Linked DNA regions of Homo sapiens: regions 1 and 2 are each linked to region 3. The links are chromatin loops, found by intact Hi-C in ENCODE. Cell type or tissue: lower leg skin. All regions are shown on one strand. Region 1 overlaps GLIS1 (GLIS family zinc finger 1). Region 2 overlaps GLIS1 (GLIS family zinc finger 1). Region 3 has its middle 26 kb from the start of DMRTB1.

Region 1 (8,000 bases), 200 kb after region 3:
ACAATATTTTCTAATTCACATTAATGAGAAAAGGCTGGTACCTGCACCCCCAGCCATGGATGGGGAGGTGATGGCAGAGATGTACTAAGGGCACAGAAACATCACCTACAGCCTGTCCAAGTACCAACAGTCACCATGACTGCCCAGTTCTCTTGGCACTAAAAGGCTGCTGAGTTCGAGCCCTGAGTTAAATGAATGCATCACTGGGGCGTTGCCAACTGGTACTATCAGCCAGAACACAGACAAGAACAGCCGGGAGCAGAGCAAGAGTGAGGCCTCAGCCTGGGGAAGGGGGAAAGGTCTCTGACCTCAGTCTCCTTAACTGGAAATGGAAAGCACCGCACAAGCTGAACTCCAGGGTCCCTTCCCAGCCAGAGAATCTGCCTTCTATGGACCCAACTTTCCAGCCCACTTCTGCTGTCAAGTGTGGTGTGCCTGTGGTCTGGGTTCCCAGGGAGCAAACCTAAAACCAGCCCCTGGCTGCTCCTTCCCTATGACCCTCCACAGCCTGGGAGGTCACCCCCCACCTCTCATGTCCTCTTCCCACCAGGCCCAGGTCTGAAGTTGGGCTCGTGGCCACTGCAGCTGCCGGCGTTCTTAGATGAAGCGGGAAACACGGGGGAGCAACCTTACATCCCACTTCATCTCCCTCCACTACCTCCAGGCCACCCTGGACCTCTGATGGGAGGGGGAAGGGGCCCACTACGAGGGGGAACGGGCAGGAGAGAGGGAGGTGGCAGCCACAAATGCCCCCAGCAGCAGCTGCGTGACTGTGGGAGCTGGGCCTGCAATTAAAATAAACCCCAAAACAGCCTTAAAATAACTACAAGGCATTTCAAGAAGATTGTATTGTTGAATTTACTGTTTGTTTACTGAGACAATCCGAGTTGGGTTTCAGATGAAAGTAGGAGGGAGACCAGATGTGAGGCTGAACGTCTGACCTGAAGCATCTGCTGCTCCAGGAGGAACCCAGGAAAAAGGGCCAGCCCAGAGTGAGGCAGTGAAGACTCAGAGACTCAGACCCCTGCCCAAACCACAGGCTGCCTGGCCCCTCCTGTTCGGGCCCCAGAAAGCCACTTGCCCCATTTACACAGAGCCCAGGGAGGGCTACTGACAGCCACTGTGTCCCAGAGAGAAGTCTGAGCCACAGAACCACAGAGATGAGAGCTCAAAGTCAGCCATGCCTCCTGGACGGGCCCCTTGGCTGCTCTGAGCATGCTTCCTTGGGACAGCAATCACTCCTGCCTTCTGGCGCTGCCGGGAGGAGGGCCTGGGGAGGGCTGGAAAGCCCCTGTAGCATGCTGACACACGGTGGACAATGCTGGCCCAACTTTTTGACTTCTCTCTCCAGCTCGTTGGTCCTTTCTTGTAAAGAGGATACTTAGAGCTGAAAACCAACAGCTCCTACCCACACCTGAGGCAGCCTGACCTTGGAAAGGCCACCCCATGTTCCTGTGGCACCCAGGGTGCCCCCAAATATGGAAGCAGTAATGGAGACCCCTGTTTCCTTACCACCCCATCCAGGCCACATGTCTTTGAACTCCTCAAGGTCAGGTGCCAGGTCGAATTCTCCAGATCCCCAGTCCCCAGCCCAAATGTCTGCTGAATGAAGGAGGGAGAAGGCAGGGAGGGAGGCAGGTCTCCACTCACAGGAGATTCTAAAGGACCTAGATTGTCTCAGCCACTAACAGCTTAAAAAAAAAAAATTCAGATCAAATACGGCATTTGTCCTTAACGTCTTCATAAGGAAAGGCAAGGAGGGAGACTTCCATCACATAAGCCTCATAGATAGGAACACGGAGGCCCAAAACGATTAAGAAAATGTACTTCCCTGTCCACAAACCCCTGCTTTTTGGCAGGAAGTAGAGACTATGATCTATGCCACGAGTGTGGTGCCCACCACTCAGTGGCACCAGTACTGGGGTGGAAGGGGACAGCCACAGACCTCTGCTCCTGACAGAGCTGTGTCACCATGGGCAAGATACTTAACCTCTCTGAGCCTCTTCCTCCTCTTGCAAAAGATGAATAATAAAGCCCCTCACCTTGACAACATTAAATAACAGAAGGGAAAGTGTTCTGTGAACTGTAGACCACATGGAAATGTGATCCTCAGAAGATGTGATAGTCATCCTGTTAATATCAGAGAAGGTTTTAAAACTCACGTGGCCAGAAAACAAATCCTATTTGGGGGAATAGGTGTGATGCTCCTACTATCTGCTGAATGAATGAATGAATGAAAGACACTCCAAAACCAAAGCCATTCAGGTCATCTGAGTTTATTCTAAGACTGATTCTCCCTACTAAGCAGCAGGAATAAAATATCAGATCTAATCCCACAGCTGTCTAAATGAGCAGGGTGAGACGTATCTGAAGATGCAGAATTGACTGTGGACAAGAGCTTTACCCTTCACTGTGCCCAAGGTGAACTTCTCCACAAGACGGCACACATGTGGCCACTGCCCAACACATCTACCCTGAGCAGACGCTGGCCAGATGATCTCAACCCTGGACACAGCTGGGTCAATGTTTCCAGGGCCTTCAGCCTGACTGCGCTGATACTATCTGCCAGGGTCAGAGAGAGGATGCAGGCCCCTCTTCTCGGCCTTGGGTCCACACAAGCCTCTGAAATTAAGTTAAAGAGGAAAACTCCAGCACTCCTCCACTGCTCCGTGATCCACACTGGCAGCTTCTTTTCTGAGTTCGTGGCTGCGTGAAGACGCATGCCCAGCTGTCAGTACCTAGGCTGGGTTATGAGTAGATGGCATGCTCTTCTCCAGGGCTGCTCATCAGAACCAGGGCTGCAGCCTGAGGTGGGCTGAGATGGGGCCAGCCACAGTTGTCCAACAAGGCAGAGTTTCAGGGCCTCATCATCTGCTGCCTGCATCTCTGCCACCGCCCCTCACTGGCCGCCCTGCTCCCAGGACAATGCCAAGTAGGGAGGGATATACTGGCTGGAGCCAGAAAGGGGCCTGGACCCAAGTCAGAGACAAGGGAGAATTCCTGTAAAACTGTGAGTAAAATGGGAGAAGTGGATGCCACCAGGCTGGACAGTCACAGGCAGCCAAGAAAGAGAGCATTCATATTCTCTCTGCTGACAAAGCAGGGGACTGGACTTCCTGCAGCTTCCACAGCTCCAGGATGGCTATTTCTTTTCAAGGACTACTAAGGAGAGGTAGGAAAAGGGCTTGAGCCCACCAGTGGTAACCACCCCACAAAGACTTGTGAAGCCCCCACTTTGCTCTAGGTGCGTGGGACACAGGAGGACCTACCCTTAGGGAGCAGATGGCTCAGAGCTGAGTGCATTCGAGGTTGCTGTGGGTGGGTGGAGCAACTGGGACTGAACCCCCTCTCTCCTCCCCCATCCTCTTCTTCTGTAGAGCCATCTGCACCCAGCCAGCAATACGTTCCTGCTCTCGGGGGCCTTCTTTGACTGCTTCCCCTCCCTTCCTGCTACACTCTGTGCTGAGTTTATACTACACTAACTTAAACCACTTTGTAGGCTACTTTGCAAGTGTTCTTAATCTTTCAACTAATTCGTTGGCTCTTAGAAAATAAAGGAAATTTGAAATTGCTGTGCTGCATGCAATAAACTCTTGGCATCTGGCCAGCGGGGGCCGTTCCAGGCAGAGTCCGCACCAGCCCTGCACAGATGCTTCCTGTTGTAAAGGTGAGGCACCCCTCTGCCTCTACACAGCCGCTCACCACCGGACTCCGACTCCAACTCCAGACCCGCTTGCAGCCATGCATTCTTCACTCCTTCAGCCATCCAGCAAGCAGCCGCTGACACAGCTGACACCTGGTGGCAGGTTGTGTGTTAGGCATGAAGGAGTGGGGGGATGAAAGGTGCATCAGGCACAGTCCCTGCATCCCTGCATCCCCGCGAGGAGCTCACATTCTGGTGGGGGAATGGCCCTCTCATTCTGTAGATGACTGAAGTAAGCTGAACATAATCAGAAGAGGGCCTTCCTCTGCAGGTTACCTCTCAATATGTGTCCCCATAAGGGATGCTGAGGCACAGGCAGATGGCAAGGGCCCTGGCAGAGACCCTAAGTGCTGGCGTTGCAAGTTGGCAGCACTTCGCTTATTAGAATACACCCACGTTCCTGTCTGAACTGATTCTTCAGGGGCAATAACGCAGAGCCAAGGGGCAGGCAAGGAGACAAAGGCTTAGGAGAGGCCCTTTCACCATTGGTTAATCTAGGAGGAGCTGCCTTTCATAACAAGTGTGCAGCAGTAGCTCATTCAATCAGACCAGAATAGGAAGGAAACTCGAAGATTATCTGAGACAACCCTGCCATTTTACCTACAGAGGGACTGTGGCCCCTAACTGTATGATGAGCTAAACAGATGTCCCTGCCTTGAGCTCAGCACCTAGTGAGGGGTCAGAGAGCAATCAAGGAACCATACAAATAATACACGATCAACTCTGTTAGAGGCACGAAGGGGGTATACATAGGAGAGGAATCAGGAAGTCTTCCCTGTAGAAGCAGCATGAACTGAGACATGAAGAATGAGGAAATAGTGAGCAAAGGCTGCAGCAAAGGAAGGGAGAGGATTCCAGGTCAAGGGAATGGTCTGTGCAAAGGCACTGAGGCAGAAGGTGGCACCGTGCTTTAGAAGGAAAGGAAAGAAGGCGAGTTCAGTCCTGGCATATGGAGTCTGGGGTCCCACTTCTGGCAGACACATTCCTGGCTCCCCAACCTGCACTGTGGATATACACCATGAACACCTCCTGAACATCTACCAATGGCCAGGTGCTCATCCAAGCGCTCACACTCAGTAACCCGCTAACGGGCATCCTCACACCGCGTGAATGTGATTATAACCGCAGGCAGGCAGTCCCCAGAGCCTGAGCCCCCCCAACCAAAGGCCTCCTAACTTGTGGAGCACAATGACCATGAGCAGAGACTATGATGTCAAAGCCTGGGTTCAAGCTCCAGCCCTGCTTCTGATTATCTGCATGACCCTGAGTGAGTTACTCTATCTCTGCAGGCCTCATCTGTGAAATGGGGAGAATGAGGGCACCACCTACCTCAGAGAGTTCTCACGTGGATCACACGAGATCATCCACATAAATCAGCACTGTGTCTGGCACACAGCATGCATCAAGGACGTTAGCAGGTACTAGCCTTAGCTCTTCTGTTTCTAGCCCTAGCAGAAGACCTGGCACGGGCAGGCATGTGGAATGAAAGAATGACCGAGGTGCCCGGTAAATGCTTGTCAGGAATGGAGTGTCACAGCACTGAATTGGGTACCCTGGGGAGGTACTGAGCAGCTGTCAAGAGAGACCCTCAAGCACACAGTGGGTGGTCACTTGCTGGGGATGCTGCAGAAGGGATTTGTGCATTGGGAGGATGTGGACTAGAAGGATGAGGGCTTTGTACAGTCCTTGCCAGGCTTGAGACTCAGGGACTCTCCTGACCCACCCCGCCTGCCAGAGCTCGGACAATTTTATGGAGCTCAGTTTCTTAATCACCTTGTTCTGCTGGGGCTTAGAGTGGAATCTTTTCCCCAAATTGGACATTTATGGGGCTGGAGTAGAGATGGAGAGCAGGATGGATGAAGTGTCCACATTCCAGCTGGGAGGTTAAGGGCTTTTGTGTTCCTTCCTTCTAAACTCCAAAGTTCCCAGCCAGGCCTGGGGGTGTCCATGTCTCCCTCAGATGGGCAGGGCATTCCTGGGTCCATGTCCTCCCCACCCCCAAGATCTCTGCAGTCCAGCTCCTCCTACCCTCTCTGGAGGGAGCCAGGCTGCTAGAACCTCAGGGCCTCCCCAGAACTCAACACAGGGCTGGCACCCAGAAGGTGTTGTGTATTTATGGAATGTGTGAACCAAATTCAGCCGATTTTCCTAACCCTGGGAAAGCGTGGGAAAGCCTAGAAGCCTCTAGGGGTCTCCCTGCTCCCTCTGACTCCTGGGCTTTTTGTGGTCAGGACCAGCCTGGGGCCCTTAAGATGGTTCATGGGGACCACTGCAGGTGAGCCTCACTTCACACTGTGAGGTGAAGCAACAAGTAGAGGTCAAAGCCACCAGGGTGGGTGGCTGTTCAGAGAATCTTGCTCTCGCCAAAGAAATGGAGGGCCCTCCAGTACCTCCTGAAGCACAGTTTGGTTTCTGTCACTACCTCAAATCAAGAACTCACTAGTGCCCACAGGGTCACATCCAGGCTCTTCAGCCTGGCACTCATTCCCTTCTTCCCTGCCATGAATCTCCTTCATACAGCTCCCACACCAGCCTGGTGGGCCACCTGCCTCTCCTCTCCTCCTGGCCAGCAGGCTCCCAGCACCCCTACCCCATGACCACCTCTCAGCAGAAGTCCTGGGCCTGCTTTAGGGCAGGCAAGTGGAGCCTGGCTTGCTGTGTGGCTTCAGGGAATTGGCTCTGCCCAGATCAGTGAATCCACTCTGCCCAGCCCTGAGCTGGAAACAGAGGACACAGAGAGTCATGCTGCCATCAAGAGACTCACGGGAGGGGAGATAAGCCAGAGCTCTGAGGCTGTGGGGACCCAGAGGAGACACCTGACCTGGGGTGGAAGTCAGGGAAGGTTTCCTGGAGGAGATGCTGGCAGAGTTCTGGGAGGGACACAGAAGAAAGAAGAGGGTGGGGAGGCATTTCCCCCAGCAAAAAGGCCATGAGCAAGCAGGTAAAGGTGAAAGACAGCAAGACGGGTGTCCTGGCTGACCTCTGCCAATGCCCAGCTCACAGGAGCACTCCCCATCCAGAGGCCACAGAGAAGGAGACTAGACAGCATGCAGCTGACCCTACATGCTGCCACACACCCCTGCACCTTCACTCCCTTTGGAGCCCGCGGACATACCATTCCTTGTGGCCGCCCCGCCGCGGAGGACCGCGTCCCCAGAGCGCCGTGGTGTCTGCGCTGCCGGGCGCGATCTGTTATTATCCCCCGTCAGCGCTGCCGGCCTGTGTACATTCCTCCGTAATGAGTCTGACCTCCTCGGCAATGTTTAATCAGAGCCTAATCGACCCTGGCTTTGATCTGCTGCATTTTCTGCAAAAACCCTGGTACCTGATTTTTACAATCTGATTAGCAGGCTGACTCTCCGAAGCCAAAATTACCCTGAGTTGCAGAGATCCCTGCTGAGTTCTTTGTGTTTTTTCCCCTCTCTTCCAACAAGTTATTTCCTGAGACAACTGTCACTTCCCTCCTTGCCTGTGACTGTCTCCCTCACCCTCAGCTTTCACATCCAGTCAGTTGTCAGGTCTCAAATAGTGGGTCCTAACCCATCCCCTCCTCTCCCCAGCGGCTTCAGCGCTGGCCACCGCTACCACGGTCTGAGGCTCCTGCCCCTGACTGGCCCTTCAATCTGTCCTCCATCCCGCAGCCAGATCTGCTGGGAGCCGCTGCCACTGTGCTGAGCCATCTGGCCTCAGGAACTGCTCCCTGCTGAGCCCTCCAGCCAGCCTGTGGCCAGCCCCACCTCAGATTCTCCCCACTCCCTCTCATGCATGGGTTCCGTCAGAAACCTGCCCTCCCCCTCTGCCCCTGCCCTTCATCTAGTTTCATCTCCCTGTCATCCACCAGGCTGCTCACTGGCCCCTCTCCACTCCCGCAGCCATGATCCCAGCTGCCCACCTATGGCCATTGTTCCTTCCATCTCTCCCACCAGACTGCAAAGCCCCTTTAGGAGGTTCTCTCTCATGCTCCACTGTTTCCCCACGGAGCGGAGCTATGACTGCCCTGAAGCTGGGTACTCAGTAAATGAGGGAGGAAGGAAGGAAGGAAGGAAGATTCCCTTGCAGCCCATTCTGGAGGCCACGCACTGCCAAGTCAGACCGTGGCCCCTTGTTATCTTTCAGCTCCACACGGCACAATTCTCCCCTCCGGCTCAGCCTACTCCACTTTCCACCAGCCCCCTAGCCTCTCTGATGGAGGACATTGCTTTGTTCTCATCCGCAGTGCTTTCTCCCTCCAAAGTGGGAAAGAAGGTTAGGAAAGAGAGCAGAGGTCCTTGTGAGCACAGGAGAATGGTCCTTGCTT
Region 2 (8,000 bases), 100 kb after region 3:
CCTCCACGCAGACAGGAAACCAAGGCTCAGAGATGCCACGTGACTTGTCTTGAGGTCTCACAGCTGGTTAAGGGCAGAGTAAGGGATTTGAACCTTAGTGGTTGTCCTGTGTGTTTAGCCATTGGTCCACCCTGGCTCAGAATTTAAGTAAGAAGGGAAAGGGGTGGGGGGTCAGGGATGGAGATAAGTAGAAATGGGGGATGGGGAATGGGGGTGAAACAGGGCAGGGTGGGGATGGAGGTGGAAGTGAGGTGGGGGTGGGCTGTGGAGCAGGGAAGGAGGGCATCCAGCAAAGCTGCAGGCTGAGGCCTCAAGACCAGGAACTACATTTGGGGAGCACATAGCCAACCTGTTCCATTCCTGATGGGGAATCTAACCGGGAGGAACACACCTGTGAAAGTGCCCTGTCTGTACTCAGAGGCCTGGCTGCAGGCAGGAGTACTGGAATGGGAGTCAGAGACTCAGCTTCAGCCCAGCAGCCCTGACTAGGGCAACAGTGCCCCTCTGCAGAGCACTCTGCAGGTACAGAGCACAGCCCCTCCACCCCCTACAGAAACTTCTGGGGTGAGCATCACAGCTCCCATTTTACAGATGCAAAAACAGACTTGGGAGTGAAGTGTCTTGTCCAAGGCTGCATGGCTAGTGAGCAGCAGAGCTGGGATGAGTCTCCAACTCCATCTATCTCCAGTCCCTCTTGTCCTTCCCCAGGCAAGTTATTTCCATCTGGGGACTCAGTCTCCCCTCTGCACAGTGGCTGGTGGGGGACGAGGCTCTGACCTAATTGCAAGGCCAGAGAACTGGAAGGACACTGGCTTCCAGGAAGCCTCTCCTTGTTAAGCCCAAGCCCCCTGGGTTTGCTTTTCCAAAACAGGGGAGGAAGAAAAGCATCCCAATGTAAGCCAAGATCTGTGGAGCTAAACCTCGGGCTCAAGAGAAGAAAGGACATTGGCATCTGTTGAGCCCCTACTAAACACTGTCTACTGCAGACTCTGACTGCTAGGCACTATCCCATTTCACAGTGCAGGAAACTGAGGCTCAGCACAGCCAAGCGACGCATCCAAGGTCACAGAGCCAGCCCATGGCAGAGCTGGGACTTCCAACAGCCTTTTCTGTTTCTTTGGGGACATTCGTGACTGAACAGCCACTATCCATTTTAGACTTTCCCTTTTCTCTTTCGCAAATGCAAACTGTCCAGAACGGCCAGGACCATTCTGATATACTTACTGTGTGCCATTGTCTAGTTTCTCATCAAAGCCTCACAACAGTCCTATTACCCCAATTTCATAGGTAAGAAAACCGAGGCTTATAGAAGTCAAGCTATACTTGTACACAATCACAGGCTGAGGGGTGGCAAAGCTAGGTTTCAAATTCAGGCTTTCTTGCAGAAAAACTTCAAGCACCAGATTAGGGGGTAGACGTGACAGTCTTTAAAGTCCCACCAATGTTGTGACTTCATGGGAAACTACTCAGGAAGACAGGGTCCGGGCAACCTCACACAGCCTTGGAACAGAGAGAACAGATAATCACAGGGCAGAGCCTCTGTCCTAGGGAGGGGACTCAGCTCCTCCACAATGAAGGCCAGGCCAGGCACTGAAGGGCATGTGGTCCCCCAGACACTTGGCCATGTTAGGAACCACTGTTACACACAGCGCAACACATGCTGGGAGAACAGGAGGCACAGAGAAAGGGGGAGCTAAGGAGGGAGCACTGAACTGAGTTGTGAAGGATGTATAGGAGTTTGCCAGGCTAGGAAAGGCATTCTAGACAAAGGAATCAGCAAAAGCCAAGACCCAAAGGATTTAAAGGACCTGGAGAATGCAGACTCTCTAGGAATTCAGGAGGAGAGGAAGCTTCAGGGCAGGAAGAAATAAAGCAGGCATCCCTGGGTTGCTGTTAATGTACCGGATGACATGAGGCCATGGTGCCTGCTCTCTGGGCTTCAGCTTCCCCACCTAATAATGAGGGTAGACATGAGAAGTGACATGATCCCAGGAAGGATCATTAACGAGGACACTTCTGGATGCCAACTTGCAAGCTGACTTTGCCCAAAACAGGTCTCCTTCCCAGATCCATCCAATCCTAGATTGAGTTGAGGCAAGTTGAGGATAGACTTGGTGGCTTGAGTGGGTGGGACCACTTGGCCTCTCTGGCCTCATTTACAGCAGGATTCTCCAGGGCAGCTTTTTGATTTGACCAGAAACCCCAGCCTCCAGGAAGGGAGCTTGTTTCCAGGCGACTATTCTAATGAGAGTGAAATGTTTTACTTTTCAACCCATGAGGTGTTCTCTACTCCAAGACAGAACAAAGAACCCATCAAGTCAGCAGGCAACAGGCTCTCAAGGTGACTGGGTGCTGGCTTCTTGAGAAAAATAGTTACATGCAATATCCATTTACTTCCCCACTCGACTGAGGGCTCCTTGAGACCAGGCAGGATTTGATTCCCTTCTGTGACCCCAGGACCCAGCCAGGGGGCACACAGCAGGTGCTTAGTGACAGCTTGCTGAATGAGTTTCAGATCTGGATATTCTCTCAATGTTTGTAAACAGACTGATGATTCTGTGCCTGGGAGGTGGCTTGGGGTCATGGCTAGTACACAGTCTCTGGAGTCAGACTGAGACCTGGGTTTAAATCCGACCCCACCATGCATTTGGGACCTGAACTTGGGCCAGAACTGGACTGTCCTTTCCCCATCTATAAAATGGGGATCATAATTCCAGTCTCCATGAATATTTTGAGGGCTGAGATCATGCACGTGGAAGCACTACATAAACTGAAAATCGCCCAACAAGCGTCTCAATAATGATCTTGTCCCACTTGATCAACCTGGCCAAGCTTATAAAGCCAGGCTGCAAAACCTCAGCTCCTGGCTCCCCTCCCTGTCTCCATCATCCAGCAATAATATCACAAGATTCAAAAGCAGTGTTCTTCCCACAGTGCCAGAAGTCTCACATCACAACATCTTCATCTCTGCACCCCCAGCTCCTAGCACGAGGCCTGGCACACCAAAGCAAGGCAAGTGTTTCAGGGGAATAATTCTTTCCTAATTGGAGGGTCACTTTCCCACAGCCTAAACCTTCCCCAACTTTCGATTATCAGCCCCTTCAGGGAACTTTCCCTGCCCACTGATGCATACTTGTTGTGCAGTCCTGGGCCCCTGACCACCCTCTCTGGGTCTGTCTTCCCTGTTCTCTGTCTGTATGTGATGGGATGAACTGGCCGACCTGCCACTCATCCATTTCAGGATCCTGGGTAATTCCCTGGGATGAGCTTCAGATGTTGCAATGGGTGAGGGGTGTGTGCTGGCCTTAAAATGCTCAAGCCCACAGGGCTGGTCTCAAGATGTTGGGCAGGGGGCAGAAGGCAGCAGATGCACAGGGACTCCACCCACTGTGATTTGAAAAGCACAGAGGTGACTGTTCTTCTGAAGGAAGAGGTTGGGCAAAAGTAGATGAGTAGAAGGCGGTGTGTCCCATTAGAATGGGCCAGGCAGCTGAGGCAGGTCATACAGAGCAAGCCATTTTGCCTGCGAACTTCAGAAACATACAGTTTCTTCTTCTGTAAAATGGGCATGGTAATTCATGGCTGGCCATGGTAAGTTTCAGAATATATTAATTCTCTTCTCCCTCAGGATATCCCATGGGATATGAGCCCAGAACCCCAATCAAATCTCTCTCCAGTTAACACTGGTTGGGCAGGTCAGCAGATATGGTTGGTATCTACCTCCTGCCACTTGGCAGACTGTGTGATCTTGAGAAGTGATTTGGCCTCTCTGGGCCTCGGAGGTTTTTGTTTTTGAGACAGGGTCATGCTCTGTCACCCAGGCTGGAGTGCAGTGGTGTGATCATAGCTCACTATAGCCTCAAACTCCCTGGCCCAAGTGATCCTCCTGCCTCAGCCTCCCACGTAGCTGGGGCTACAGGCATGTACCACCATGCCCAGCTAGGAGGTCAAAACAACAGATAGGGAATGGCTTGCATTGAGCCAGGATAAAACCATCTCTGAATCTCAGTAAGGAGCAACTCCCTTTAGCTCCCCCGCCCCTCCCAGCACCCAGGATTTTGTTTCTCAGGGGCTGGCGGAGGGGGGTAAAGGTTTGGGGCAAGGCAAAAGGGAAAGCCAGAAGCCCCAGGATTATGGGGAATGACCGTGAGTTTGGCCCAGGCTAGGAGGGCAAGGCCCTCCCGGCAGGTCCAGCCAGGTGGCTTGTGTTCTGAGTTCCTTGGCTAGTTAAGGCCAATCCGTAATACTCAGCTTTCAACCAGATTGATTTCTCTGGCCCTAGATTCAGAGGCACCTGGGACAGACTGGCAAACAGTGGAGAGGGGCGTAAGGAATGGAGACCAGTGGCCAGTGCAGCTGCAGTGGCCAGAGGAAGCTGGGCAGGATGAAAACCCGGCCCGAGACTCCAGCAGCTCATGAGGACTGGGAGGACACGCATGGGCCTCCTATGCCACAGGTCCAGCTGCCCCAGCCTAGCTCCATGCCCCCTGAGCAGACACTGTCTGACTCAGAGAAGGTGATCTGCAAATGACTGTCAATGAACAAGATGCAAAGAATCAGGGATCCCTGGTAGATATCGAATGGCAAGGACAGAGTGCCTGCCCTGCCCAAAGCAACCACCCACATACTGCCCTTCCCACCCTACTGACAGCAGAGGCTGCTACAGTCTCAAGTCCAGGCTCTGCCACCCATTGACTGGCTCTTTTGAGCCACAGTTTCTTCATCTGTAAATCAGCTGTAAATAACCCTGCCCTAAGCCCCAGGGCTACTGTACACATCACCTGAGATCAATGCTGGAGTGTGATGGGGAAGCAAGCACCCTCCCTTACATCATCTCTTTTATCCCTAATCACAACAACCCTAAAAGGCAAGTACTATTATTACTCCATTTTACAATCGAGTATGCTGTAGTTCAGAAAGGGTAAGTCACCAGCACGAGGTCACACAGCTGCCAAGTGACTAAACCAGGCTGGGTCCCAGGTCTGTGGGACTCCAGACCTGGGCTTTTCACCTCTGCACATGCCTTCCGGACCGTGCTCACAGCTTTGGTAAAACTCTTCACCAAAGTAAGGGACTCTTCTCATGCCTATTGTTGTTTTATAAAACCCAAGGTAGAGAAGGGCATTGTCATGACTTTTCCTTTTTCACTCTGCCTCTCTCCTTCTTGATGTGGAGAAAAGCAAGCTACAGTCTGCTAATTTCTGCAGTCGCAGACAATCAGAATTCCGGCCGTCTGGGAGAACCAACCTAAGAAAGCATGAAATTAATCTGTTCAAAGTTAATGTCTTGGAGTCGTCGCGTCAGTATTTGGGTTGGACGGGTAACCTTGTTATCGTAACACAGATGAAGCACCACATTTAATAAGGCTGAGACAACTCGGGCAACGTAAGAAACATAACAGGATATTGCAAAAAGATTAGGGAGCTTCCTCTGGACAGCATGGATGGGCCGTGCAGAGGGCAGGGTGGGGGATGGTGATGCCATTGACCTTGGGGGTCCAGCAAGTCCCTAGTCCCAGGCCTGGCCTAAGGACTAAGATGCTCAGGCAGAGGGGAGCTGGGCTCCTCTCAGCACATTGAGGCCTGCCTGGTGCCGGAGCAGAGGCTCCGCTGGCTAAATGTAAGCCAGCTGCGAGAATGGGAGTGTTCCAGTGGGATGGGATGGGGGAGGCTTACCTCATGAAAGAACTGTGGAAACGGCTGCTGGAAAGATAATAAAAGGATTAACTGCTATTTTAGTGGGCCATTTACTCTTCAATCAAAATGTCTCATCTATTTCCTGTTCTCCAGAGGCTCTGGGTCCAAAATTCCTTTGTCTATTACAGTGCATGGTAGCAGAGGCCTGTCATGAAAAATTAATAATTTTACAGGGAAGGGAGATTTTACTTATCTGGGTGCTGGTTGAGGCCCACCCCTTCCCCTGGGTTACCCACTGTGCCAGCATCATGGAGGAGAGGGAGCACGCCCACCCCACCGCAGGCAAGAGGAGGCCAGGGGAGGCTCTGACAAGCCTCCGAAGCCCAGATCACTGCTGCTGTCTCCAGATGGTGACACCCAGTGGGGCCGGCCCTAAAGCCCAGAGAATAGTCAGTTTAGCAGAGCTACACAAACAAGAGCATTGCAGTTTGGAAAGATGTAGGCTCGAGTCCCATTCCAATGGTTACTAGCTGTGTAACCCTTAGCAAGTTATTTTTATTACCATTATCATTCTTAGCCTCTATTCTTATTATAACTGTTGTTATTGTTTCCAACTAGCTGTGTGACCTGGGGCAAATTATGCAATCTTCCTGAACCTCAGTTTCCTCATCTGTAAAATGGGGGTTCACAGTATCTACCCCACAGCATTGTGTTGAGGACCAGGTGGAGTTGTCACTTAGAATAGCACCTGCACACAGTCTGTACTTGGAAGCTGCTTGCTGGTATTATCATCACCACAATCCTAAACCCTGGAAGAGGCAAGACCAAGTGTTCTCATGGGAGCAAGTGGAAGGCCAGCCAGACCCCACCCAACCTTTGTTTCTTCATTTGTAAAAACCCTTGGTTTTACAGGACTTGTAAGGATTAAACAATACTGATAGGTGAGTGTAGACACAGCTTGATATCACCTCCTCCATGAAGCCCTTCTGGGCCTTCCCTCCCTGGGACTATGCAAACTCCATCCCAGGACCTGCCACTCATCTCCCACCCATCTCTGAGCATGAGTGTCCCCAGGGCAAGGGCCATGGGAGGTCCAGGTCTGGGTCCCCAGAACCAGGCCTCAGCCAGTGTAAGCCAGTGTCCTGTGAAGTCTGTGGAATCAAGTGAGATCCTGGCAGCCTGGCCGCAGAGAGAGAGACCCTGAGTCTGCACTGAGTAACCCAGGCCCCTCTGACCCCTCGCTGGGCCCTGTTTCCCAAGCTAGAAAGTGGGCGGGGAAGGGCTAGATCCTCTCTGACTTCCCAAATTTCCAACACAGATACTCTTCTGGATGCCGTGATTCCACACAGAGGCCCCACTGTGAGAAGACCACTAACCACAGGCAGAAGCCAGGTGTAAGCCAGTGTCCTGTGGAGTCTTGTCAAGGTTCCTTCGGGTCACAGAGCCTCCACCTCGGCCCCCACAGGCACCCACAGACTCACCCATAAAAGAGAATATGTGAAGGAGAACTGTGGCTCAGCAGCTGTCAGCTCCAGGGTCTCGGGGAGATATGGGGGCCCAGCTGTCTCCCAGCAGCCCTGGCCTGGCCTGCGCGCTGTCTATTGGTCAACTCCTAGGCAGGGGCATGTGTCACAGGACCCCAAACAAGCCAGAGCATCGCCAGGGGCTGGCCCAGCCACCAGGCCTCCTTCCAGCATCCTCTCAGCCCAAAGGCACAAGATAAAGTCAAAGTCTCAGCCTGTCCAATGCACTCTCCCCACCACTGCTCCACACACCAGAATGCTAACCACAAGCTCCCTCCTCCTGCCTCCCCTTGGCACAGGCCATTCACTGCTGCTCACTTGTTTACAAAGCAAACTCTTTCTCCTCCTTCAAGACCCAGCCTCCTGAAGCTGCAGAAGCAGATCCTGTCCGACGCCCAGCTCCCAGCTCCACAGGTAGGTGGGGCCCAAGGGCAAGCACCTTGCCCCAGGAGGACGGAGTTTATGCTGCTGATTGCCAATGTGTCCTGCCTCCTTCCTGGCCCCTACAATGTCACCCTGGGCTCTGAATGGGGACACTATGCCCCTTCCCAGACCAAGTGCTCCATGAGTGGGTGTCCAATGACAGTGTTTGACACTTGCACAAGTCCAAGTGTGAAACAGCTTGACTTTAGCTATGGCACCAGCCCCAGCACACCAGCCATGCTGCTGTCCTGATGGCTGGGCGGGCTGGGCAGTGGCCCTGGTGGCCCATGCTTCTCAACACCAAGCACACCCTGAGGTCCAGCTCTGCCGTTTCTGGGCAGGCACCTCTCCTAGTGGGCTGGCTGTGCCTCGGAGGTAGCACAGCAGTTAGGCTGAGTGTATCAGGGAGTGCTCCTAG
Region 3 (8,000 bases):
GAGCCCCAAAGCCCCTTGATGCACTCCCCACAGGTCAGCCTCCTGGGGCACAGAGCAAGGGAGGAGAAGGGAGAGAAATTAGGGGCAGGGGTGGGTGCGCAACAGGAAGACATCTAGCCAGCGGCTCGGGACACAGCTGTTGGGCGTCCCATGGCCATAGAGGTCGGTCTCTACCAGGGCCAGTAGCCAGACTCAGCTGCCTTTCTAATGCGGAAGAGCAGCTGATGAGTAGAGCATCAGGGCTCCAAGGCAGAGGGCTCTGTGCTGTGACACTGGGGGCACGTCACTCCCACCTGCCACCCAACCTGCCTAAGACATTCCACGCTCCCTTGGATCTGCTGGGTCACAAGGTCTGTGTGTCAGGGCAGCTCGCACTGTAGCCAGACCTAATGCACAGCCCTTTCTTACTTGGAGCCCCTCCAAAACTGGCAGCCTCACCAGTTTCCCAGGAAGTAGGTCAGAGCCGCACTCCCAGGTGTGGTGTACGCATCCTCGGAAATCCAGAGGTCCTGCCAGCACCATGCCTCTTATCTACTGGCAGATGGTACAAGGTATAGCCATGTACCTTTCAGAGGAGAATTCCAAATTCTGTTACCTCCTGCCTGCTGGTCTCCTACTGGAAGCCAGAGAGTGCAGGAGCCCAGGAGATGCTGTCTGTGGGGGTCAGCCCCCTGCACACGGAGCAGGGTGGAGGCTGCATCTGCTTGTGACCTGCAGAGGGAGAGTAACCACCCCCACACGACACGCATCAGGTCAGTCCCCTGCCCCCAACCCACCAATGGCCTCTACTGCTCTTCAAATAACCCCCTGACCCTTGGCCTGGGCCTTGAGATTTGGAGCCATCTGGCCCCCACCAGGTTGGTACATGAGAGACACTCATCATTGGTCCAGGACACCTTCACTTGTTTGTTTGTTTGTTTTTAATAATGTGATAAGCACCCATGAATCCATTGCTCCAGACAAAAATCCAGGCCCGGACAGTATCTGACCTCCAGCCAGCGGACCCCCATTGACTCTCACCTCTCCGGCCTCAGCAGCCAGAACCCGGAATCCCTTTGCCTCCTGCACTTGCTTTGCTTGTTGGATTTCATTGCATCCATGTGTATGCCTAGATGGTCTTTTGAACAGCTGTTTTAGGATGTAGTCTTTGGGGCGAGGCTTCCTCACTGAATATGACGTTGCTCACATTCACCCATGGTGTGGTGTTGTGTGCTGCTGCCTTCTCTGCTACAGGGTACTCTGGGGGCATCCTGGGGTTCTCGTGCTCTTCCTCTGGCATGTGGGCATGCAGGTTACGCTGCGGGGAGCAGGGCTGCTGTGGATGTCACTGCCCAGGTCCTTGTTGGTCCACCTCTCCCCACACCTGCTACTCCCCTTCCTTTCTCTCACCCCCCGCATGCCAGCCACACTGGCCTTTCTCCATTCCTTTGAGCTCGTCCCCACCTTGGGCCTTTGCTCCTACCGTTTCCTCTCCCAGGAATGCTCTCCTTGCCTGGCTCGTCCTCATTCTGGTTCAGCTTGATGGCATCTTCTCAGATGCCTGCCCCAACCCACTGGGCTCTGTAGCCCTCCCCTCCAAACATCTGTCCCCTTGAGGGCAAAGTATTCCTGGGGGGCTAAGGGAGGGACTCCAGCAGATGTGGCTGGAGCACAGGGTGAGAGGGTGGGGCAAGAGATGCGCTGGAAGCGGTTGGAGAACAGATGCCGGAAGGGCCTTGAATGTCATGCCAAGCAGGTCCGAACACGCCCCAGGCTTCAAAGTGTGTTAGGATCCAAGCCCCAGAGGAGGCCTCCGGCAGCCAGAGCACTCCCCTAGGCCCTTGAGGAAGGGCAGCTACTACATGTGCTTCAATATGAGGCAAGAGGTTCTCCCCAAATATGGCCCTCAGAAAAGAGGGGGTTGCTCGTTTTGAGTCTATATAGTTTCACAGTTTTTAGGGGGCACTTGTTACTTTATTTTGAAAATCAAAGTTGTGGCTGGAGAATGCACGTTAGATTAAAACATCCTCAGCTGTTATGGATGCTCCTGAGGGCTACCTGCAAAAGTGGTGGAAGGAGGATGTGGAGAACCTTCTTACTAACAGGCACCATCCAGAGCGGTGTGACCCGGGAAAGGTGACAGTGCCTGAGGCCACTCAGCCAGGCTGCGTTCTTTGAAGCATGGGGGCTACACAGCGCAGGTTCATCCTCCTTGTTTTCAGAAGGGGAAACCAAGGCCTGGGGAGGTGAGTGACTTCCCGAGGAGCAGAGCCAGGCCTGGAATGCAGCATCTCTGCCTCCAAGCGCTTCCAGCTTTTTCAGTGTAAATGCAGGGCAACGCGAAGGGCACAAGGGACACAGACCTTTCTGCTTTCTTGGCCTTGGTGGCATAGATGATGCTGTTGTGGGGAGCATCAGCTTTGCAGCCAGGAGACCTGAGTTCTAATTCGCAGCTTCTTCCCGACCCAGCTGTGTGACCTCAGGCAAGTTACCTCCCCTTCTCTAAGCTGGCTTCTCTGCGAGTGGAATGATAGCAGTGCCCTTTCCTGGGCTGCTGTGAGGCTGCAGCCTCTGCAGAGGTGGGAGGGGGTCAGGCCCGTGAGTGTGGGAGCCAGGGGTGTGAAGGGGACACCAGGGTGGGGTAGGGGAGCTGTGTCCTCTCTCTGAAGTGGCCAATGGGGCAGCTAGGATGTGGCCCTGCTCAAGGGGGCCCAGGTGCAGCAGAGCAGGGGCAGGAGGGGCCTGGGTGGCCATTCAGCTGCACTCACAGCCCTGTGCCCAGCAGGTCCAATGGTTCTCACCATGGGAACATGTGTTTGCCACCACAGGCCTTGGATATCCTGTAAAACTCACAATTTGTTCAAAAGAATAAAGAGCATGAAAGGGGCTGCCCGGCCTTCATCCAGGGCTGGCAGTGGTGGGAACGGCCCCGAGGCTGCTTTCCATTTAAACAAGATTTGGAGGCGTCTGTTCTGTCAGAGCTCTGGGTCGGGAAGCCCTCCCCGGCACAGATCGTGTGCTCGACTCAGGCTTTGGATGGAGGACATAGGACCTCACTTCCCCATCTGTAAACAAGGGTAACGATGGGGTTATGACATGTGATAAAGGATGAATGTATGCAAAGTGCTTAGGCCTCAGTGGGAGAGCAGGTGCTGGGAAGGGTTATCGTTATTTCTATAGGAGACAGATGTGTGCAGACTGACCCCCGAGGAGCAGCACTGAGATTCAGGGAGACTGGGTCTGGGGGACATGGGAGGACCCTGATCTGCTGGAAGAGGCAGGGAAGCTTTCCTTGGTGGAAACAAGGGACAGGGTAGACAGAGGTGGGTCCCAGCAGAAAAAGTGGCATGTGTAAAGGCTCTCAGGCGGGAACAAGGTTTTCATATTTGAGGAGCTAATAGAAACTCCCCAGGGCTGAGAGGCAGGGGCCAGGTCGCACGGGATCATGCCTTAGAGGCTACCAGCCTGGGCATCAGTGAATGCTTCCCAAAAAGTGACACACGGGCTTGGTGTCAAGGAGCAAGAAGGCATTAGTATTGTACAGAAGGGTGTCCCAGGCAGAAGGAACAGCATCTTCGGAGGCCTGGAGTCCAGGGAGCGCAGGCACAGTGTATGGTGAGGCCATGCCGGGCCTGGGCCGGGCCAGCTCCCATCCCTGTCTGTTGGTCAGGAGGACGCAGTTTCACTTTGTCCCACTCGCCTCTACCTCCGGGAGACTCAGCACACCCAGTGTATGCAGCCAGCTAACAGGGATGAGATGTGCTGTCTGCTGAGCTGGCTCTGGAGACCCAGGTGCCATTTGGAGCCTGTGAGACCCCTTCTTAGGGGAGTCTCAGCCAAGAATCAGGACAGCACCCGGATCTCTGGCCTAAGTGGGTGATGTGCTGAGATGGGAAAGTAGGAGAAGGGTTTTGGGGTGCTGAGCAGGAATGTCTGTGAGAAGCTGCAGAAGGGGTGGGGGGCAGCTTCCTGGGGCTGAGCTCAGGAGGGCACCCTGCACTGGGGATGGAGAGCGGATGCTGTCCGCGCAGATGTGGTGTGCAGTCCTAAGGGGCAGGGTGCCTGCGGACAGGGACGGAAGCCTGAAAAGGAGGCAGCCGGGGGATGGAAAGAAAGCCGGGACAGGCGGGAGAGGCCTGGGTTCCGAGTAGTGGGCTGAGAGTGGCACTAAAGAGAACAAGAAGGGTATTGGAGTGATCGTGAGGTGGTAAGAGACAAGTGAGTGTCAACACATCCTTTACAAATTAGGCTATCACCAGGAGGACAGAAATAGGGAGGAAGAGACGAGGGAAGGGGTCTGTGGGGGCCAGCGGGGATCAGCAGCCTCCAAGGTTCTTTGGGTTCCAATCTTCCCTGACGACTTGGTTTATTTATGGCCAGGGGCTTGTGGGGAAGGCAAAGGAGTGGCCGCGAGGGGGCGCCAGGACCTAGCCCAAGCCCTCCTCCAAGCGGAGACTGGGACGCTCTCGTCTTTACTCAATGTGTTTCCAAGGGGATGTGAGCTGCGATGACAATTTTGAGTTTCCATGAAGCAGGGTCTCTCCTGTCCTCCATCAGAGACTTGCGGCCAGTCCTGCCAGTGCCCTCTAGGCCCCCATTTCCGTTGGTCCGTGGTGGTGCCCTCCTCACCCAGGTGGTGTGGAAGTGGAGGGGTGGATGGGAGGCACGGGCTGAGAGAGGGCCCACGGGGCCTATGCCTCCCTGCCCGGCCCCACCCATGCCCCGTGGGGCCCCGTGAGTGCTCTTGCCTGTAAGGACGCCTCCCAGCTCCGAGGATATTTATTCACCAGCCCGACCTCCACAAGCACGTGGGAAGTCACCAGGACTATGTTGGTGAGGAAACTGAGGCACAGGCCACTGCATGCTTTCACGCTCACCTGCCTGAAAATCCCCGCTGCAGGGAAGGCTGCACTCTGGGCTCTGGGGCTAGGGTGGGCTGTTTCTTCTCTATTTGCTGCGAGTACCCAGTCAGAAACCACACGGGACCAGGGTTAGGAGCTGCAGATACACAAACCAGCCCAGTAGAAGGCGGTCTCCTCACAGAAAGAGCACTGAGTCCAAATGCAGCCCTGGTGCAGGGGCTTCCAATGTTAGATGCTCTGTGGGGAGGCCAGGAATCTGCATTTGGAGTACTTGCCCCAAGTGGATCTGAAGGCAGGGTTGGGTGTGAGACAACCCTATGAGAAGCCACTCTATAGATGAAGGTAGCTTGTTAAGGGCACGAGGCTGGACTGCTGCTGCCGAGCCCCAAAGTCACATTTATCCCTTTCTTCCTTTGTTTAACAGGCATCAACCCATGGGGGGCCCTTGCTGTGCCCAGGGTGCTCAGAGAGAATTTACAACCAGTCCAGCCTCCGAGAGACTCGCAGGCTAGAGGGGAGACACTCACCTACAGCAAGCAATGAGTGCAATGTGATCATTGCACCTGGGAAGCTTGAAGGAAGAGTGCTCCGGACAGAAGGAACAGCACGGACAAAGGCCTGGAAGCAAGAGGCAAGGCTGAAAAGAGCAGGGCCAGGGAGAAGGCTGAGTGACAGGAGGAGGGCCAGGGCTCAGGTACAGAGGGGCAGAGCCCTCACCAAGGCCTTTGAACCTTAAACTGGGGCTGGGAGAGCCTGGGCGTGTCTCACACCGCTCTGCAACTGTCCTTTTACTTGAAAGTCTCCCACCATCCTGAGGACTCCCATGGCTGGTGAACTCTGTGAACCCACTCCTGGCAGGAGCCCTGGCACCCCCCGAACACCACACTCTAGTGTCAAGCTGTCCCCACTGGAATGCAGGTTGGGAAGGAGGCAATGGAGTGGGGTGGGTGGGAGCTGAGGTTGCAAAATTTGGTGGAAATGGGTGGGGATGGAGGCAGTGGGGAAGGGGAGGCGGTGGGGAAGGGGAGGCGGGGAGCTGCTGATTTGTTTTAGAGCAAGAGGCTCTGGGCTGCTTTCTAAGCTGCAGCATCAAAGGCTGCCTGGAAACATGTACAGAATAAGGTGGAATATTATGGAAATTGTCCTCCCTGCTTTGTGGCCTGGGAATTCATGATGATTGAGAAGAATTTCCCCTGGTCTCATATTTATCCCTCTCTTTGAAAGTAAAGCTTTTGGATCAAATAAATAAAAATTATGGTCATACATTTCTTCTGAACTCAGCTGACTTCACCAGCCATACTGTAAATGGATGGAACTTTTTAAAAGCTGTTCTTCCAGGGTTGGAGGGTCAAGCGGACTTGCCTCTTGAGAGTCAGCGTGGTAAGGTTCCAGTGTTCATCCTTCCTGCCATCATGCTTCTGGTCACTGGCACCAAGAGTGACCTGGCAGTGGAGGGCTCTGGCACCATCCTGACGTGGCCACGCCAGGGTCTTGTGCGAGTCCCTTAGACTTGTTGAGCCTCCGTGTCTTCTCTGCCAGGATGGATTAATTATACCTACTGATCATTCATGTTTATTTTTCCTAAAGTAATATAAACACATTGTTTCAAAAAATCTAATGGAACTATTGGCCAAGAAAGAAAACCAACAGTCCTCAAATTATCCCCATCTCAACCAGTTCCAACCCAGTTCCACTTTCCAGAGGCAGCTGCTCAAGTCCTCAAGCTGCTTCTGTCTTCCCTTTCATACCTCAGTCCAGCATGTTAAAAACGCTGTTTCCCCCGTCTCTACTAAAAATATAAAAAATAGTGAGGTGTGGTGGCGGGCGCCTGTAGTCCCAGCTACTCAGGAGGCTGAGGCAGGAGAATGGCGTGAACCCGGGAGGCAGAGCTTGCAGTGAGCCGAGATTGCGCCACTGCACTCCAGCCTGGGCAACAGAGTGAGACTCCGTCTAAAACAAACAAACAAAAAATCGCTGTTTCTCGCTCCTCCGAGAGACATTTCTATGGGCTTCCTGGGCAGGGCAGTGGGAACCTGCCTTTCTCCCGACGCTCCCACACTTCCTCTTCCCCAGCTCCTGGTAGTCAGAGCACATACGTTTTCACTAAATCGATATTCTGGATTTATGTTGTCATGATTATGTAAATATTTACTAATCCAAGTACTGTAATCTGATTAGTTTCTTTTCCTCATGCTTTTACCGTTTTCTGGAATTAATAATTGCCTGTTTTCTCACTGGCCTAGCTGTCTACGTTTCTATTGCTAATTCTTCCCCAGACCTTCTAATAGCGACGTCCAGCACCTCTCACATCACTCTCATACCCACCAATGCATCCAAGCATCTGGCTCTGCTAGCCCTGGACCAGCCCTCCACTTCCTACAACCCAGCTGTCCACTTGGACTCTGCTTGCCACTCTCCTGCACTGGGATCCTTGTTTGCAAGAGGTCTTGGCTTATTCCCTCAGTTTAGGAGAGCTTTCCTCTGATAACTTTTTGAAAAAAAATTTAGAAAATACTTCTTTTTGGCAGTGCGCGGTGGCTAATACCCATAATCCCAGTACTTTGGGAGGCCAGGCGAGTGGATCACTTGAGCTCAGCAATTTGAGACCAGCTTGGGCAGCATGGTGAAACCCTGTCTCTAAAAAAACAAAACAAAACAAAAATTGTGTGGTGGTGCACGCCTGTAGTCCCAGCTACTGGGGAGGCCAAGGTGGGAGGTTCATGAGCCTGGGAGGTGGAGGCTGCAGTGAGCCGAGATCACACCACTGCACTCCAGCCTGGGTGACAGAGTAAGACCCTGTCTCAAAAAAAAAAAAAGAAAACAATTTTTTTTTGTAGTTTTCGCACGTCTGAAAATTCCTTATTCTATGCTCACCCTTGATTAATAGTTCAGCTGGGCATAGAATCCTGGATTAAAAATTGCTTTCATTGAAAAATTTTAAGTCTTTTGCTCTACAGTTTTCTATCTCCCAGTGTTGCTTTGAGAAATGTGATGAGATACTGTTTCATATTTTTGTAAGAGGCTTTCTTTTTTTCCTCCTCCTTCTCCTTTTAGGATCCCTCCTTCATCCCTGCTCTTCAGAACTTTTCGAATGCCATGTCTTGGCACGGGCCCTTTTAATCTGTAGCACTGGGCACTCAGTGAGCCCTGTCAAGCTGG

Evidence for each region. Peaks named below come from ENCODE experiments on the same cell type or tissue, not always from the same donor. Only the 100,000 strongest peaks of a DNase experiment are listed, where the experiment ranks them.
Region 1: a loop joins it to region 3, with 4 times the contacts of the local background. A loop is called at or near these places in 57 of 110 quality-filtered maps.
Region 2: it touches region 3 in a loop (2.2-fold over the local background); 27 of 110 quality-filtered maps call a loop at or near these places.

The regions. Positions count from the first base shown.
Region 1 is chr1:53,678,494-53,686,493 of GRCh38, forward strand. All of the region lies in intron 2 of GLIS1 (GLIS family zinc finger 1), which reads right to left. Among named protein-coding and RNA genes, the nearest start is that of GLIS1, 57 kb to the right of the region's middle. RefSeq lists enhancers at 6,238-7,067, 7,068-7,896. In lower leg skin, no CTCF peak of the experiment used is centred here; a DNase peak (open chromatin) is centred at 3,646.
Region 2 is chr1:53,585,330-53,593,329 of GRCh38, forward strand. All of the region lies in intron 4 of GLIS1 (GLIS family zinc finger 1), which reads right to left. Among named protein-coding and RNA genes, the nearest start is that of DMRTB1, 130 kb to the left of the region's middle. RefSeq lists a silencer at 1-113. In lower leg skin, no CTCF peak of the experiment used is centred here; DNase peaks (open chromatin) are centred at 4,062, 4,442 and 5,022.
Region 3 is chr1:53,481,247-53,489,246 of GRCh38, forward strand. No RefSeq gene overlaps it. Among named protein-coding and RNA genes, the nearest start is that of DMRTB1, 26 kb to the left of the region's middle. RefSeq lists an enhancer at 2,581-3,201. In lower leg skin, a CTCF peak has its summit at 4,370 (motif pointing right); a DNase peak (open chromatin) is centred at 4,395.